2 separate regions of the Homo sapiens genome follow, and region 2 is linked to region 1. Evidence: chromatin contacts called from ENCODE Hi-C data. All regions are on one chromosome and are shown on one strand. Each heading gives the region's core, a stretch centred on a gene start or an enhancer-like site at or near the end of the contact. The rest is flanking DNA. Distances are from core to core; before and after follow the strand shown. Region 1 holds the start of COL23A1 (collagen type XXIII alpha 1 chain). Region 2 holds the start of ADAMTS2 (ADAM metallopeptidase with thrombospondin type 1 motif 2).

Region 1 (3,881 bases), core at 997-3,496:
ACACCCTGTCCAATAACTCATTGTTCAAGCACTGTAGTTCACCCAGGTAAAATTCAGTGCAGCCGGGAGGGGGGAAGCCTGGGAGAGCAACTGCAGTCTCTCCCGCTGAAGTTCAGGACTCAAAAATCAACACTTCCCAGCAGTGGCTGCCTGCCCAGGATGCCCCTCCCTCCTAAAATAGACACAATTTGTAGTTCCTTGTAAAATGGTTGTATCAGGACTTCTGATTTACTCAATCAGGGCTTGCGGTTTATTTTTAGCAAATAAGAGAGGCCTCCTATGAGAAAGAGCAGCCACACTTATAGCGCTAACAGGTAGAAACTTTACTGGCCCTCTATAAATCAATTCAACACCCTGGTCTCCAGGCATTTGCCAAAAGCTAATGGGCGGCAATTATGAAACCATCGCCAGGAGTTTCCAGCAGGGCTGAGAGAGAGTTTTAAGTCTGCAGGCCCTTTCAAGGGTAAAATAGGAAATCATTTCATGAAGCAGCAATTTTACCCAGAACCCAGCTAGAAGAGATGTGATCCTAGCTTAAATTAAAGTGACTAAGAAACAGGTGGGGTGAACAAGGAGGTGTGGTACGCAAGTCATCTTCTCCCACTTTCCTTTGGAATCCAAAGGAACTCAACATTGGAAACACAGCTGGATACGTTAATAAAGATCCCAGCTGGGCAGTCTAGGGAATTGGGGGTGTACAGGCCAGTGCTCCCTCTCCTCCACCTTGAAACCCTGCCTGTTTTCACACAGCAATTGAGGATGCGCCCTTGGACAGCGACCTTGGGGTCTGGAGCAGCCATCTATCCCAGGAGAAGGAGGAAGGCTCGGCAGGGGAGGCTCTGGCCAGCCCACCAGGGCCTGTCCAGTTTCGTGGGGAGGGGAACTGCCGCACATGCCGCACACAAAAGGCGGAGGCTTTGACCAACATGCTGGGTGAGGGCTTGGAGGACCCAAAGGTGGCTCTTTCTTTGAAGACACACAGCAGCAATCTTAACCCTTAGAAGTGTCACAGAGCCTCATATGAGCTTTCAAGTAAGCTGTGGAAGTCGCGATTCCCAGGTAAGGGACGGGAAACTCCGGATGTCCTGCGAGCCCACACCCCAGATGGCACCGCCTGAAACCAGAATCCAGGTCCTCCACCCCCGATTGTTTCTCCTTCCTCTCATCTTACCAAGTCATGTGGGCGCCCCCACCCCCATCCCCGAGGCCTCAGTGCGACGGTGACCGCTCAGTCTTGGGGCCTGAGCTGCTGGAGACACACTGGAGCACAGCGGGGCCCAGCCCTCGGGCCTGTCTGAGGCTTTCCTCCGCCGTGACCACCGCCTCTCCAGGTGTACCAGCGTTGGTTAGGAACAGTAGGTGCTACTGGTCACAGTCACCAGATACTTCCCACGAGCCTCATCTTTATCCCCGACTCTGGCCGCCGGCGGGAAGCGGCGTGTCCGAGCGCACACCCCGTGGAGACTGACCCTAGGTCTGTTACTCCAAAGTCCCTGGTCTCTCCTTCCCCTTTCTCGCGGCCGCCTGCCTGGCACGGGACCCTGAGGCCGGAGCGGAGACCGCAAAACCCCTTGGGGCCGGCACCCCCTGCCTCCGCCTTGGCGCAGACGTGCCCATCTCTGGGACGGCCCCGAGCGCACGCAGCCGGCGGGCGACCCTCCTCCCAGAGACCTGCACGCTGCCCCCGGCTCCCAGCGTACCGCCACCCTCAACCCGACACACCCAAGTCCGCCCCAGCCACGCGCCAAGACGCTCACCTCCCGCAGCAGGCGCTCCAGGTGCGGCTCGGCCCAGGCGTCCAGGGCGCCTGGCGGCCCCGCGCGCCGCAGCAGCTCCCGCTCCTCCTCGAGCGCCGCCACCCGGCCCTGCAGCGCGGCCGCCTGGACACCCAGCAGCAGGCAGGCAGCCGCCGAGCCCACGGAGAGCAGCAGGCACAGCGCGCTCACCGCCCGGGACCCGGCCGTCGTCGCCGAGCGCCCTCCGCCGCCGCCGCCCGCCGCATTGCCCTTCCCCGCGTCGCCGCCGCCACCGGCGCGCTCGCCTGGGCCCATGGCGCGTTCGTCGCGCGTGGACTCTCCGAGGGGGCGGTGCTGCTGGGGCAGAGGCTGGGTGCGAGAGGAGCAGGCGGGACAGCCCGAGGCACGAGGTCCGCCGGGCGCGGGGGTTAGCCTCCGGGTAGCAGCGGATCGCCGCGCACGCCCCCTTCGCCGCAGCCAGCTCCTCCACAGCGGCCACTTTGGGCAGTTTCCTCTATGCAAATAGACCCTGCCAGAAAAGGAGCAGGGACCCACCCAGGGGAGGAGCGGCCGGGCTGGCCCCGCGCGGCGAGGGGGCGGGGGCGAGGAAGGAGCGAGCTCCTCGGAGCCACCCGTCGGCGCCGGGCTGATCCCACGCGCAGCGCGCACCTCTGCCCTCACCTAGCCCGGGCGCCGGCACCCGCCCCCGCACGCACCTCTGAGGCTTCCCCAGCCCAAGCCCGCACTGTGGACCCCAGAGGTCGGAGGGGAGCCCGGCGACACCGCGCCCCTTCTGCAGCCCACCCCTGGCTGGAGCACCCACCACTCGTGCCTTAGCACATTCCTCTAAACTTGTGAATTACCTTTCTGACACTTGTAAAAGTTCAAAACTTCAAATCCTGCAAAAAACTGAGTGGGTCTGTCCTCGGTGGTGGATTAGCGCCGCTTCGTGGCGGAAAGCGACCTCTGCGCACTCACATTTAGAGAGGCAGGGTCGAGATTGCGCCAAACAGAAATACGCCCCTTAGAATCTTCTCACGAGTTCTTAGCTGCCGGACTTCGGTGCGGGAAACAAAAATGGTAAGACTGTTTCTGGCCTGGAGAGGGCTTTTGAGAAAACTGAGACTATAACGAATGGGAAAGATTCAGAAAATGAACTTCAAGTCTTGTTCAACTGATGACTTAATTCTGTATTAGACGCACAACTTGGCCAAAAATTATGATCTAGTATGCACCACACTTAACCTGTACTGCGATTCTGCTGCAAATTTAAATCACAGGGCTGAGGCAAGAAGGCTGTGGCGTACAGCCTGGGTCCAGAGAACAGAATGAGTGGCACTAACAAGTCTTGGCAGGAAAGGGAAGAACTGCTGGAAGTCAGGCTGGGTTCAGATTCCTACCAGGCATATTCATGTCCTAAATGGGTCCCAAGTAACTCTTTCGCTAACTCCTGTAATACCTAAATGAAACAACAAACCAGCAGTTCAGATCTTTGTGATTTGAGTAACCCCCCAACCATTTTTTTTTAAGAAAAATAACGTTATATCCATCTTCCCTCTCACTCTGGATATCTTCTGGTTGTCTCATTTCTGTGGATACTCACCTTTTAGAACTGTTGAGTGCCTCTGGCTAACATGTTCCATCTCCTTCCCTTAATTCAGAGGGGAACCCCTGAGATGGCCGGGGGTTATGGTTGATAGACTTGGCTCTGTGCTAAAGTCTGGTGTATGCCCAATAGAATGAAAAGTTGGCCTCATTCTGAAAAGAGGCCAACACCCTCTTACAAGTCAGCACTACATTTCTTACAGGCACATAAACTGCACACCACCTACCTATGTTAATGTTACTGCATGTATTGTTTGCCATGTTCCTGAAGCTTCTGTGTATTGAAAAAGCCAAGCTCACTGGCCCCTGGGCCTCTGCCCTTGCCTACCACCTCACTACCTGCATTCCTGCTCTCAGATCGTTAAACGGCAAGCCCCTCCTCATCCTCCAGGTCAAGGTCCTCAACCTCACTGCTTCTAAAAGATCTTCCCAGACTGCCCAATTTAAGGTGGCCCACAAGATTAATCAGGGAATTGGGGCGGCTGAATTAAGATGGAAATACTGTCTGCAACTCATTCTAAAAGGCGAAAAAGAAAATGA
Region 2 (3,881 bases), core at 899-3,398, 760 kb after region 1:
GTGCAGAAACCCAGACACATACGTGCACAAGAGACACTGGCACACGCACATGTTCACACAGGTGCACGGGCACCCAGATGCAGGTACACACCAACGTTCCACAACACATGTGCACACACTCACAAAGGTACACACACATACACGGACCCACCCCCGGATGCAAGCCAGAGACCTGTTCAGGCAGGCAAAAGAGAGAGGCGCACGCTCCTGCCTGCTGAGCCTTTTGGAGACCCGGGCGCTCCCCATGCATAAATGGCCCCCTGCTCAGACCAGTCAAAACAACCTGCTTTCCAGCCAAGCCCTTCAGTTGGAGCACGAGGCTCACTAAAGCACGGGAAGGGCGCGGAAAGTCCTCAGCGCAGGCCTTGCCCTCCCAAGGGACTCCCAGGTAACCCTTTTCCAAAACCCAGGCGAGAGCAGCGGAGAGAAAGGAGCTAGAGAAGTGCGTACTCACCAGCCCATCGCAGTTGCTGAGCGCCACAGAGGAGGCTTCGGCTAGGCCGGCCACGTCTCCGACGTAGAGACAGCTCCCGAGCAGGGGCTCCACGCGGGTGGTGCCCTTCTCGCCCTGCCACTCCATAGTGGCCCCGGGCGCCACGAGGCGGGCGTTGGGCCGCAGCCGCAGGTGCAGGTCTCGGCCAAAGACCGTGACATTGTAGAAGAGGTGACTGCCAGGCTCCTCCTCGTTGCCTCCGGGGAAGCTCGGGGTCCGGACCGGGGCGGCCCTGCGGGCTCGTACCCCTGCTCTGGACGTAGCTGCCGACACCACGTGGGACACCAAGCGGCCCTGGGCGTCAGTGCGCACGGGCACCGCCAGGATGCGCTCCGCTCCGTGCCCCAGGGGCCCGCCTGCAACGGGAAGGGGCGTTAGATCGGCGGAGACCACGGAGCCCCAGTGCCTCAGAGACCCGCCGGCAAGCCACGCCCCCCCAGACCCCGCCCCACTGCGAAGGGAAGGGGCATTCCGCCAGGCGACCCCAGAAGCCAGCCTGCACCTCCCCGGCTTTCCTGCAACCGGGAAGGGGCGTTAACAGGGCCACCACTCCGGGGCTCCGCCACTCCCCAGCCGTTCCCTCCTCCGGAGACCTTGCCTGCCAAGAGCTCTGCCCCCTGCCCCGTTCAGGGTTGGGGCTCGGTGGGAACCTCCCCGTGCCCGAAGGGACGACCCCGTCAGAGAGTCCCCCGACCCTTGCACCTACCGTCCTTGGCAGGACGTGGAGCTGCTCGGAAGCCATTCCGGGTTGGCCCCCTTACCCGTGTGCCACGACCCCTCGGCGGGCCCCTGCCGCCCGAGTGCCCTCACCGCCAGCCTCCGGAGCGGCGGAGTCTCGGCTTCCCCGAGCACGAGCGGCCTGTCCTGCCTGTCCAGCTCCCGCTCAGCCCGCTGCCGGCCCCGTCTCCCCGAGCGCCCGAGGACTGGGAGGGGTGGAACAGGGTCCCTCCGATCTCCGGGGATTCCCTGCGGGGCGCCCCAACCAATCCTTAGGGCCCAAGGCTACGCGCTCGGCAGCCGGCTCCTCCGGAGCGTCCCCGGACGCGAGCCCCGGCGCCGCCTCGCCCTGGCTCCCCCCTCGGACCCGCTGGGGCTGACTCTGCGCTCTTGGCCGCGGGGCTTTTCCCGGCCCTCCGTCCCCACCCTCCGCGACTCAGGAGCCGCCAGTGCTCCGAGGCTCCCCCGGCCCAAGGCGCTCGGGGGCGGTGCGGGGCGCCCCCTGCGCGACCAACCCGGCCCCGAAGTTGGCCAACTTGGCCCCGGGCGGGGCGCGCGGAGTTTGCCCAAGTCAGGCTGGACGACGCCTGGGGAGGGGGCGGCGGGGCACGCGGGACAGGGCCAGGCCGGCGGGGGTCCCGGGGAGTAGGGGCCGGGCCGCACCTACCTGGGGGGTCGGCGGCGGCGGCGAGCCTGGCGTTCGCGGGCGGCGGCGGCGGCGGCAGGAGCGGCGGCGGCAGCAGCAGCAGCAGCAGCAGCAGCGCGGGGCAGAGCAGGCGGCGAGCGGCTCCCGCCGGCGGATCCATGGCAGCCGGACTGCAGCCGGGGCCCCGCACTCGCAGCCGGCGCGAAAGTTCCCCGCGAGCCGCCCAGCCCACATCTGGGGGCAGCTGGAGCCGCCCGCAGCTGCAGCACCGCAGGGCGCGGGGCGGAGGAGGCGAGGCGCGGAGGGGCGGGCGGGGGAGCGCGGAGGGAAGGCGGGGAGAGGGAAGGAGCGAGCGAGCGAGGGAGGCAGGCGGGAGGGAGGGAGGCGAGCGAGGGGGAGGGCGGGGACGGCGGGCGCCTCAGCCTGCGGTGACCCGGCGCATCTTGGCGCGGCCGCCGCCGCCGCCCGCTTCCCTCTTCGCGCCGCCGTCGCCGCGGTGCCGGGCTCGCAGCGAAGCAGAGACACCCCGAGGCGGCGGCAGAGAAGCGCCGCGGGCCGGGCCGGGGGAGCCCCGCCGCCAGCCACCCCAGGGGCACAACCTCCGAGGAGCGGCGCCGGCCGAACGTCCCCACCTAGAGAGCCCTTGGGGTGCCGGGTCCCACCCATCAGCCCTGGAATTCAAGGGGTGCATCCCCCTGTCTCTGTGCTCTGGGGCAGGACAGGGTGAGGGAATGAAAGGGGAGGGGGGACTGACTACTGGGTCCAAGGTCTGAGCCAGGCCGAATGCCCAAATAGAGGCCGCAAAGGCCAGAAGATGCTGTTAGGAGGGTACACCCAGGGCGCGACCCCAAAGATCAACTTTTGCCCTTACTGAGAGAGGCAAGGCTCCTTCAGTCCCCAGTTCCTCTTCCTCTGAAGTCCCTGTCCCCTGTCCCCCATCTGCCTTCCCATCCCTCCGCTGCAGCCTCAGCACAGCCTCTTCCTGCCAGACCTGGGCTCTCTGCCCATGAGCACAGTCAGGCTCCTGCCCTCACCTGTCCTCAACCCCACGTATGCATTCTGTCCTCCCGCCATTGCACTCCCGGCCCCCAACCTGAAATGGCCTCTCCAAGCTCTGCCTACCTTTTCCACCCAAGCATCCAAGGACACCTGGGCCCATTCTGGGGCCAGTTTGCTGTTAGAGCCCGTTGCCAACCGGAACCCCTCCCCAGTCCCTCCTCTCCAGCAAGGCCCTGATCCTCCCATGCTGTCTGAGCTCAGCGGCCTCTCTCCAGGGCCTGCCTGAGAGCCCCCTCTCAGGCTGTTGATCATCTCTGCCCTGGGACCCCCAATTTCTGCCTCACTTCCCCAGAGGGTGAACACCCACCCCTTTGATTTTCTCATTTGCCCTGCCCCAGGTCTGTGTGGCCAGGGCTTTGGTCTTTGCTTTGGCCAGGGGCAGAGGACCCGGAGATGACTCAGGCCTCTCCCTGCTGGCCAGGAGGTCCCAGTCGTTGGGGGAAACACGACTTACACAGCAGGCTCTAACTGTGATCTCACGTCCTTGGTTCTTTCGATTGTGGGTCCTGGGTGTGAGAGCATCGCAGCTGGACAGCCATCTTCACCTGCAAGCTGTACTCTTTCTGTGTCACCTAAGGGTGCCCGAGGCTGGATCCAGCTCCCAGGCATGGTGAGATGTCACATGGAAATTTAGATTGGTAACTTTTCTTGAGATATTGGAAGATGTGGCCACGCTAGCCCCACAGTCCTGCTTAGCAACCATTAAATGGGCACTTACCTTGCAGTTTGTGGCAGGTCCCGCCTCTCCTCACTCTCTGTAGGCATCTGCTCTCGTGACCTGTGATGACCCAACTGGTTCCAGAGAAAGTTGGAACTGGAATCCTAGTATACCACAGAGATGACTCCAGAGCTGGGCATCCAGGAGGACTTCCTGTAAGAGGTGGCATGAGTTGAATTGTGAAGGCTGGGGGAGCTAGGCAGCCCAGAGTTGGGTCCAGCCAGTTGCTGTCCTGGAACCCATGACGC

Evidence for each region. Hi-C counts contacts between places; a loop is a spot of excess contacts on that map.
Region 2: a map with no recorded cell type shows a loop between it and region 1 (2.3-fold over the local background). The contact joins the promoter of ADAMTS2 here to the promoter of COL23A1 in region 1. A Hi-C loop is called at or near these places in 1 of 37 single-sample maps with no recorded cell type.

The regions. Positions count from the first base shown.
Region 1 is chr5:178,588,147-178,592,027 of GRCh38, forward strand. It overlaps COL23A1 (collagen type XXIII alpha 1 chain), which reads right to left and starts at 2,247. Exons shown (of 29, transcript NM_173465.4): 1 at 1,758-2,247. The coding sequence starts at 2,051. RefSeq lists an enhancer at 693-1,593 and a silencer at 2,249-2,448.
Region 2 is chr5:179,343,313-179,347,193 of GRCh38, forward strand. It overlaps ADAMTS2 (ADAM metallopeptidase with thrombospondin type 1 motif 2), which reads right to left and starts at 2,149. Exons shown (of 22, transcript NM_014244.5): 1 at 1,878-2,149; 2 at 455-849. The coding sequence starts at 2,016. It overlaps LOC105377759 (a long non-coding RNA gene), which reads right to left. Exons shown (of 3, transcript XR_941311.3): 2 at 3,634-3,786; 3 at 3,049-3,467.